Regions from separate parts of the Homo sapiens genome. Here region 2 is linked to region 1. The links are chromatin loops, found by intact Hi-C in ENCODE. Cell type or tissue: heart right ventricle. All regions are shown on one strand. Links, peaks and the distances in the headings refer to the core of each region. The heading gives the core; the rest is flanking DNA. Region 1 overlaps LONRF3 (LON peptidase N-terminal domain and ring finger 3). Region 2 overlaps LINC01285 (long intergenic non-protein coding RNA 1285).

Region 1 (4,395 bases), core at 252-4,251:
ACTTGAAAAACAAAGGTGGGAGTTTGTGTGATTAGTTTTAGAGAACCTGGAAGTCCTAGAGGGCTGCGGTCTGCAAAAGCTCTAGGGCTTCCAGGTACAGTGGCTCCTGATGGGTTGGACAAGGATCACACTGAAGTTCTGTGAGGTTCTTCTGGGGCCTTTGGAGCTGTTATCTTCAAGCCACAGAATAAACACTGATGATAAGGGAACATCAGGGCTTACCTAGTCCAATCCTAGAGGGGACAAAAGATTTACTCAAGATTACAGTGTATCAGGTGCCACGATGACATTAGAACCAGGATCCAAGTTTATCATCTATTTAATACTTTCGTTTCCAACACAAATTAATTTCCCTACTTACACTGCATAAAAAGCTGCATGTTGCCTCATTTTCCTGAAGGACTTTATGGAGAGGGGGACAGTGGCTATAAGACAGGAGAAATAGGCTGGGCGTGGTGGCTCATGCCTGTAATCCCAGCACTTTGGGAGGCTGAGGTGGGTGGATCACCTGAGGTCAGGAGTTCGAGACCAGCCTGACCAATATGGTGAAACCCCATTTCTACTAAAAATACAAAAATTAGGCCGGGCGTGGTGGCTCACGCCTGTAATCCCAGCACTTTGGGAGGCCGAGGCGGGTGGATCATGAGGTCAGGAGATCCAGATCATCCTGGTTAACACGGTGAAACCCCGTCTCTACTAAAAATACAAAAAATTAGCCAGGCGTGGTGGCGGGCGCCTGTAGTCCCAGCTACTCGGGGAGGCTGAGGCAGGAGAATGGCATGAACCCGGGAGGCGGAGCTTGCAGTGAGTGGAGATCACGTCACTGCCCTCCAGCCTGGGCGACAGAGCGAGACTCCGTCTCAACAAAACAAAACAAAACAAAACAAAACAAAACAAAAATTAGCCGAGCGTGGTGGCATGCGCCTGTAATCCCAGCTACTTGGGAGGCTGAGGCAGGAGAACTGCTGGAACCCAGGAGGCGGAGGTTGCAGTGACCCGCGATCACGCCACTGCACTCCAGCCTGGGTGGGAGAGTGGAGACTCAGTCAAAAAAAAAAAAAAAAAAAAAGAAGACAGGAGAAATAGATGGTTTGAGGGAGTAATGTGCCCTACCACAGTGCCGTGGCTGGGGGTCCAGTTGAACACTGTCTTAGTGCCCAATTCCAAATAAACTAAACAAAACAAGAAAGAAATACTGATTTAAACCAAACAAGAAAGAAATATTGATTTACCTGTGAAAGACCGTCTTTGCACAATGGACACTTTGCGTTGTGATCTAGGCATCTTTCTAGGCATTTTAAGCAAAAAGTATGCCCGCAAGGTGTTGTGACTGGCTCATAGAATAATCTGAAATTTAGGAATCAAAATGGAAGAAAACTGCAATAAGACCAAAAATAAAAGAGTGACTCAAAGCTAAGTTTTTAAAGCATTATTTAGAATATTTTAGGGTGGGGGAGGAGTTCTTTTTAAAAAGTCGCTATTGTTATACTTCAGATAAACATTTGCCTTTCATTTTTGAGCTGGATTAAAATACATTTATTAAAGTTTAGGGCATAGCTAGATCATTTTGTAACATCAATTCTAGTCTATCTCTTCTGGGGAATTCAGATTTTTTGCCCTGTCTGGTCCAAGAAAAATAGAGATTAATGCACAGAGTGTCTGGATAAATTCCATTCCGAAAATATTTAGCCAACCTGTTCACCTGAGTATATGTAAACACACACACACAAACACACACACACGCACACACATTCTCTCTCTTACACATTTACCCATTTAAGCACTTTACATCATATTACCATGGAAAAAAACCGTTTGCTAACCTTGATTCCTCTTTTCGTCTAAGCAATGTTAATGCCTGAAGGATATCAAAATTGTACCTCTAACAAACATAACTGCCTTTTATATAGATAATTTTCATAGGGGCAGGAGAATAGTATTGTTAGTGTGCTTACTGATATAGACTAGATATGGATCTATATTGATGCATATACACACATATATACATACATTTACATGTGTACATACATATATATACATACATATACTTCAATTTGGTACTATTTTAATTGCTTGGGGAGAACAGGATATTTTCAAAGCAATGTGGGAATCCTTTTATAAATTTGTTCTGTACCTTCAGAAATTAATGGATTTGCTTTGCTTAAAAAAAGGCTCACCTGCAGCGAGATCAGTGAGTGAGGGTAGCTGAAGATGACCGTTGAGGAGTGGGGCTTGCACTCACCAAGAGGAGCAGCACAGGAAGAAGGGAAAGACCCCTGCCTGACCAGCCTATTTTCACCTCACAAGAGTGTTCAGTGGAGAGTCAGAGGCTGCCAGCTGCACGGCTCCCTCGTGTGGCCAGGAGGTGCACCAGCAGCCTGGCCAGCACTGCCAGACTGAGTAGAAGAAGCAACATGCCAGCTGAAAAGTACTTGAGAAGAAACTGAACCCACTAACTAGAATGAACCTGAGGTCCACAGGGGTTGAAGTTACTTGTCTAAGTGCGCACAGCCAACTGTTGACAGATGAAAGTCTATCCAACTTCCACTTCAGTCATGTGCCTTTTCTATTACAACAATAATTCTCAACCATTGCTGTGCATCAGAATCACCTGAACAGCTTTATCTTTAAACAGCTTTACTGATGCAAAATTGACATAAAATAAATGGAACAGACGTAAAGTGTACAATTTGATAAGTTCTGACATATGTACACACTTATGAAACCATCGCCACAATCAAGATAGGAAACATACCCATCCCTCCCAAATGTTTCCTCATGCCCCTTTGTAAGCCCTCCTTCCTGCCTCCCCCAGTCACCTGGGGAGCCTATGAAAACTCTAGATGCCCACTACAGCACCTACAGAGATTCAGATCAGTAGGCCCAGTGTACAGGACAGGCATCAGAAATTTTTTTTAAGCCTCCCAGTGGTTTTAATGTACAGCCAAGATTGAGGATCACTGTGTTACACAATCCCATTAATCTCTGCATAGGCAAACTTACTGTATTGGTCTTCAAATATCAGTTACGTGTGGAGCAAAAAAACCCATACATTGTGAAGCTCCACTGGCTAAAGTTCCAGATTCAGCAGGTCAAGGAGACCAGCAGAAATGGGATATTTTTAACAAGCCAATGGAGGTCTGGAGGAGGAGAGAGACTTTTCATGTATTCAACTTTTTGGTACTTTTTGAATTTTATGATTCTGTTTAAAAAGTAGTTAATTTGTTTAACAAATTAATTAAAACTAATAAATTTTAGTTATCAAATTGGCCAAAAAGCAAAGTTATTTAAAAAAGAAAAACTATTTACTATGGAGGTCTCAGTGCACTAAGGCAAGAAAAAAAATGAGAACTGGAGAGGAAAAAAACAAATCTGTCATTATTCACAAATGATATGATGGTGAACTTAGAAAAATCTAAAAGAATCTACAAATGATTATTAGAATAAGAATGGAATTAACAAAGTTACTAGATAAATACACACACACGTGCACACACAATTATAGTTCTATATACCAGCAATAGACATTAGAAATGTCATCATCTTAAAGATAACATTTGCAACTCCTTTTAAAAATCAAGTGTCCAGGAAGAAATCTAACAACAGTTGTAGGAGACCTCTATTGGAAAAAGCTACAAACACCTCATTGAAAGAAATTAAACAACTAAGTCCCAATAAAAAACCTCAATGGGTTATTTCATTTGTTTATTTTTGTAGAACTTGACAAGTTGATTTCTAAACTTTATAAGGAAAAGCAAAGGGCCAAGAGCCAAGATACATCTGAAGAGCAACGATGTGGGAGGACTCACTCTACCAGATTACAGAACATATAAAGCTGCAGTGATTAAAACAGTATATGACTAGCACAAGGACAAATAGACTCGGGGAACAGAACAGAAAGCCCAGAAACAGATCCAGACGTGGATTCTTGATTTATGACAAATGTGCCACTTCAAAGCAGATGGGGGAAAGATTTTCAATACATAAATAGCATTCTCAATAAATGGTATTAGGAGAGTTGGCTATCTATAGGGGGAAATGAAATTGGATCATCTCTCATATCATTCGCAAAAATCAATTCCATGTGGGCTGTAAAAATAAATGTGAAAAGCAGAACAATAAAACGTTCATAAGATGAAATAGCCAGGCACAGTGGCTGGCACCTCTAATCCCAGCTACTTGAGGCGGGGGTGCTGAGGCAAGAGGATTGCTTGAGACCAGGAGTTTGACACCCCATGTCTCAAATAAATTAATTAGTCAAATAAAAGAAAATAAAGATAAAATAGGAGAATATCTTTATGACCTGAAGGTAAAAAAAATGAATTCTGACCCTGTCTATAAATGAAAAGATTGATAATTTTGACTGTATTAAAATGAAGAGCTTTTGGCTGGGTG
Region 2 (4,395 bases), core at 244-4,243, 140 kb after region 1:
CAATCATACTCTCTGTCATGGACTGGGGGTGGGGGGAGGGTCAGTGAGAGGAGTGAATAAAACAGACCTTCCTGCTGGCAAAGATGTGTGGCCAAACTATGAATCTGCAAGCAAAAGAAGGGAGGTAATTGTAGAAGCATATGACAGCACCAGAAAGCTCTGGCACAACCAGCATCACCTCCCACCCAGCACCTGCCAGTTCACAGCAGCTGTTCAGAAAGCTTATGGCCTTGCGAGCAGGACAGTTCACAAGGTAGAATCTGTACACCAGCCTCTGTGCCCTGCCCAGGCTTGACTCAGAAGCAGTGACAAATGCACTGGGCTAGTTAGTTCATCGGTACACTGAACGTGAATCCAGGTGACAACCAGGCAGTGACTTTCCTGAAGATTGAAGTCACTTCCTGTTTGGGACCTCCAGTCCTGAGATGCAGTCTTCCACAGCTCAGGCTTCCATGGAGGATCAAAAGCAACTCCTGGGCCAATGAAAGAAATGTGAGGAAAAGTCTAAGGGCGGTTGAGAGAGCCTTGTATGAAGGCTGAAATGTGACACTTTTTTTTGTTTGTTTTTTGGACTCAGAGTTTTGCTGTGCCACCCAGGCTGGAGTGCAGTGGCGCAATCTCGGCTCACTGCAACCTCTCTGCCTCTCAGGGTCAAGCAATTCTCGTGCCTCAGCCTCCTGAGTAGCTGGGACTACAGGCGAGCGCCACCACACCCAGCTAATTTTTTGTATTTTAGTAAAGACGGAGTTTCACCATGTTGCCCAGGCTGGTCTCGAACTCCTGAGCACAGGCAATCTGCCCACCTCAGCCTTCCAAAGTGCTAGGATTACAGGCGTGAGCCACCGCACCTGGCTAACACTTCTATATGCGTACCAAATCAGGGAATGAATGAATTCAGCATTCCAATCACATTCTCACACGATGCCTGAATCACACTCACAAAAACAGGGCTTCAAATCCTTACTATAAAAAAGCATTATATTGTCACTATAGGAAATACTCATAATTCTGGTTTAGGTGAGTTATGGCAGACTTAGAAATAACTGGATTTGTATAGATAAGGGAACCTTATCCCTTAAATGCCAAAAATTTTAAACAGTATTTTCATGACATGTGAAATATACATGTTTATATAACATGTTTTCCAGATTCCCCAGCCCACTTGAACCTTTTTCCAGCTTACTCAGGGTAATCACAATCACATCCTTCATTACGTTATGCTATTTTGTTTTCCTGCCTCCTCCCAGGGTTTCAGGCCTTCAGCAGGCACTTCCTCCATCAGTTTGTCTGAGCTTCTTCCCTCCCTCCCCCACTGCAATATATCTGCCTGTTGCTTCTAATCTGTGCAGCTAGGTAACCAGATTACAGGACTCTTTAGAGCTACGTTATAAACAAGGGACTAGAAAATGTCTGAAGAATAACAGACCTTTAATGCTGTAAGGCTACCTCTGTGTGTTTGAGGGAGTTTGCGACTGTTTCTTCCATCCAGATTTGGAGCAGATTTTCAGAGAGCAGAGGATGCCAGAGGCCCGACCTGGGGATAAATGCTGTACTATGGAATATAAGCCTGGGATCAGGCCATGCCTCAAGCTCCCCTGTCCTCCACTCAACTCCCTAGAGCTCAGAAGGCTTTGAATGACAGAAAATTGGGAAGAACAATTAGGAATAAAGATGAAGCCACGCCAGATTCTTCTTTCAGAAAATGAAGTAAGTGCTGACAAAGCAGGGGTAACACTAGCCTGGGGAATTTGCTCTAACTTCCACAGAGGAGAATCTCTGCATTGTGCCTAGGGGAACTGTAAGTGTTACTTCTATTAAAAATACAAAAATTAGCTAGATGTGGTGGCGGGCACCTGTAATCCCAGCTACTCAGGAGGCTGAGCTCATGACTGTAGCAATATTTGAGATCTCTGTGGTCTTCTTACAAACCTTGGGGGAAAAACAACACAGGCAATTTATAATGTCACAGCAATAACCATCGTGTGTTCCATATTTTTACTACTTAGAAACCACTTTCATAGTCACTAACTCATTTGGTAAGCTATAGAGAAGGCCATTCTCCCTCCCATCCTAAGCTGTCACTTGCTACTCTAGGAAGGAACACTTGAAACTTCTCTATTTCTATTGTCTATAACATTCTTGGCAGCTAAATGCTCACTGCATCCCCATACTCTGTAGGCAAGGATTACCACAGGGTTCTGCTGGGAGCGCTGGGCCAGATGCCAAAGGCCCAGCCAGACACAGGATATCAAAGGAGGATTGTTTAGATGCTGGGGTCCCTGCCTTTTAGGGATGCCTAACTATAGAGTTCTGCCTCTGCCAGATTATTCACTCCCATACAATGCACAGCAGTCTCCCTCAGCCTGTCCCAGTGTCATTTTTAATCAAGGAAGGAGGTAATAATGTAGAATTCACAGGTCATCATTTCATTACTTTGGTCTGGACATCAAAGAACCAGCAGGATAATGATGATGGAAAAGTTATTTATCATCTCGAAATCTCGATTTGTCCATTCTTAAAATAGGAAGGGTAAAAGTCGCCCCTACCTAGTCTCCAGATATCTGGAGATGATAAATGAAGTACTACAGTGGAATAGTTTAATTTTTAAGGTGAATTACTTTGAACTCCTTGGAAGGATCACATAAGTCTAAGGGATTCTAACTGGCTCAGAGTTATATATCTTCAGTTACTTAAAAGTTGTGCTAGAAATCGCACAAAATAACTGAAATTAAATATACAGAAAAGGGAATAAAACTTAGGATTTGATGTTGGGAAAGGAAAGGAAACTTAGCAAAGAAAGTGGCAACCAACAGCAGAGATCAAAATAGGAAGAGGAAGACGGGAAAATGTGAAATTGAAGAATTAAAATTTTGTTACTGGGAAAGAAAGGGGAAATACAGGCATACCTTGAAGGTATTGTGGGTTGGGTTCCAGACCACTGTAATAAAGTGAATATCGTAATAAAGTGAGTCACACAATTTTTTTGGTTTCCCAGTGCATATAAAAGTCATGTTTACACTATACTATAGTGTACTAATTGTGCAATAGCATTGTGCCTATAAAAACAATAAACATGCCTTAATTTAAGATACTTTATTGCTAAAAAATACTAATGATCATCTGAGCCTTCAGCAAGTCATAATCTTTTTGCTGGTGGGAGGTCTTGACTTGAGGTTGATGGCTCCTGCCTGATCAGGGTGGTGGTTGCTGAAGGTTAGGGTGGCTGGGGCAATTTCTTAAAATAAGACAACAGTGAGGTTTGCCACATCAATTGACTCTTCCTTTCCAAAAGATAGATTTCTTTCTTTCTTTCTTTCTTTCTTTCTTTCTTTCTTTCTTTCTTTCTTTCTTTCTTTCTTTCCTTCTTTCCTTCTTTCTTTCCTTCTTTCTTTCTTTCTTTCTTTCTTTCTTTCTTTCTTTCTTTCTTTCTTCTTTCCTTCTTTCTTTCTTTTCTTTTTTTTTAGACAGAGTTTCACAGGCTGGAGTACAGTGGCAAGATCTCAGCTCTCTGCAACTTCCGCCTCCAGGGTTCATGCAATTCTCATGCCTCAGCCTCCTGAATAGCTGGGATTACAGGCGCCCGCCACCACGCCCAGCCGATTTTTGTATTTTAGTAGAGATGGGGTTTCGCTGTGTTGCCCAGGCTGGTCTGGAACTCCTGAGCTCAGGCAATCTGCCCGTCTCAGCCTCCCAAAGTGCTAGGATTACAGGCGTGAGCCACCACGACTGGCCTAAAAGATTATTTATTTATTTATTTATTTTTAGACAGAGTCTTGCTCTGTCACTAAGTTAGAGTGCAATGGCACAATCTTGGCTCACTGTAGCCTCCATCTCCGGGGTTCAAGTGATTCTCCTGCCTCAGCTGGGACTACAGGCATGTGCCACCATGCCCAGCTAATTTTTTTGTATTTTTAATAGAGATGGGGTTTCACCATGTTAGCCGGGATGGTCTCAATCTCTTGACCTCGTGATCCACCCACCTCGGCCTCCCAAAATGTTGGGATTACAGGCATGAGCCACTGCACCTGGCCCAAAAGATTTCTTTATAGCATGCCATGCTATTTGATAGCATTTTACCCACAGTGAAACTTCTTTCAAAATTGGAGTCAGTCCTCTCAAACCCTGCCACTGCTTTATCAACTAAGTTTATGTCATATTCTAAATCCTTTGTTGTCATTTCAACAATGTTCACAGCATCTTCACCAGGAGTAAATTCCATCTCAAAAATCCACTTTCTTTGCTCATCCATAAGAAGCAATACCTCATCTGTTCAAGTTTTATCATGAGATTGCAGCAATTCAATCATATCTTCGGGCTTCACTTCTAATTTTAGTTCTCTTGCTATTTCCACCTCATCTGCAGTGACTTCCTCCACTGAAGTCTTGAACCCCTCAA

Evidence for each region. Peaks named below come from ENCODE experiments on the same cell type or tissue, not always from the same donor. Only the 100,000 strongest peaks of a DNase experiment are listed, where the experiment ranks them.
Region 2: a loop joins it to region 1, with 4 times the contacts of the local background. A loop is called at or near these places in 6 of 110 quality-filtered maps.

Annotation. Positions count from the first base shown.
Region 1 is chrX:119,003,073-119,007,467 of GRCh38, reverse strand. LONRF3 (LON peptidase N-terminal domain and ring finger 3) reads right to left here. Exons shown (of 11, transcript NM_001031855.3): 6 at 1,233-1,347. Among named protein-coding and RNA genes, the nearest start is that of LONRF3, 31 kb to the right of the region's middle. In heart right ventricle, for the core only: a CTCF peak has its summit at 2,361 (motif pointing left); a DNase peak (open chromatin) is centred at 2,337.
Region 2 is chrX:118,860,116-118,864,510 of GRCh38, reverse strand. All of the region lies in intron 6 of LINC01285 (long intergenic non-protein coding RNA 1285), which reads right to left. Among named protein-coding and RNA genes, the nearest start is that of LINC01285, 23 kb to the right of the region's middle. In heart right ventricle, for the core only: no CTCF peak of the experiment used is centred there; no DNase peak of the experiment used is centred there.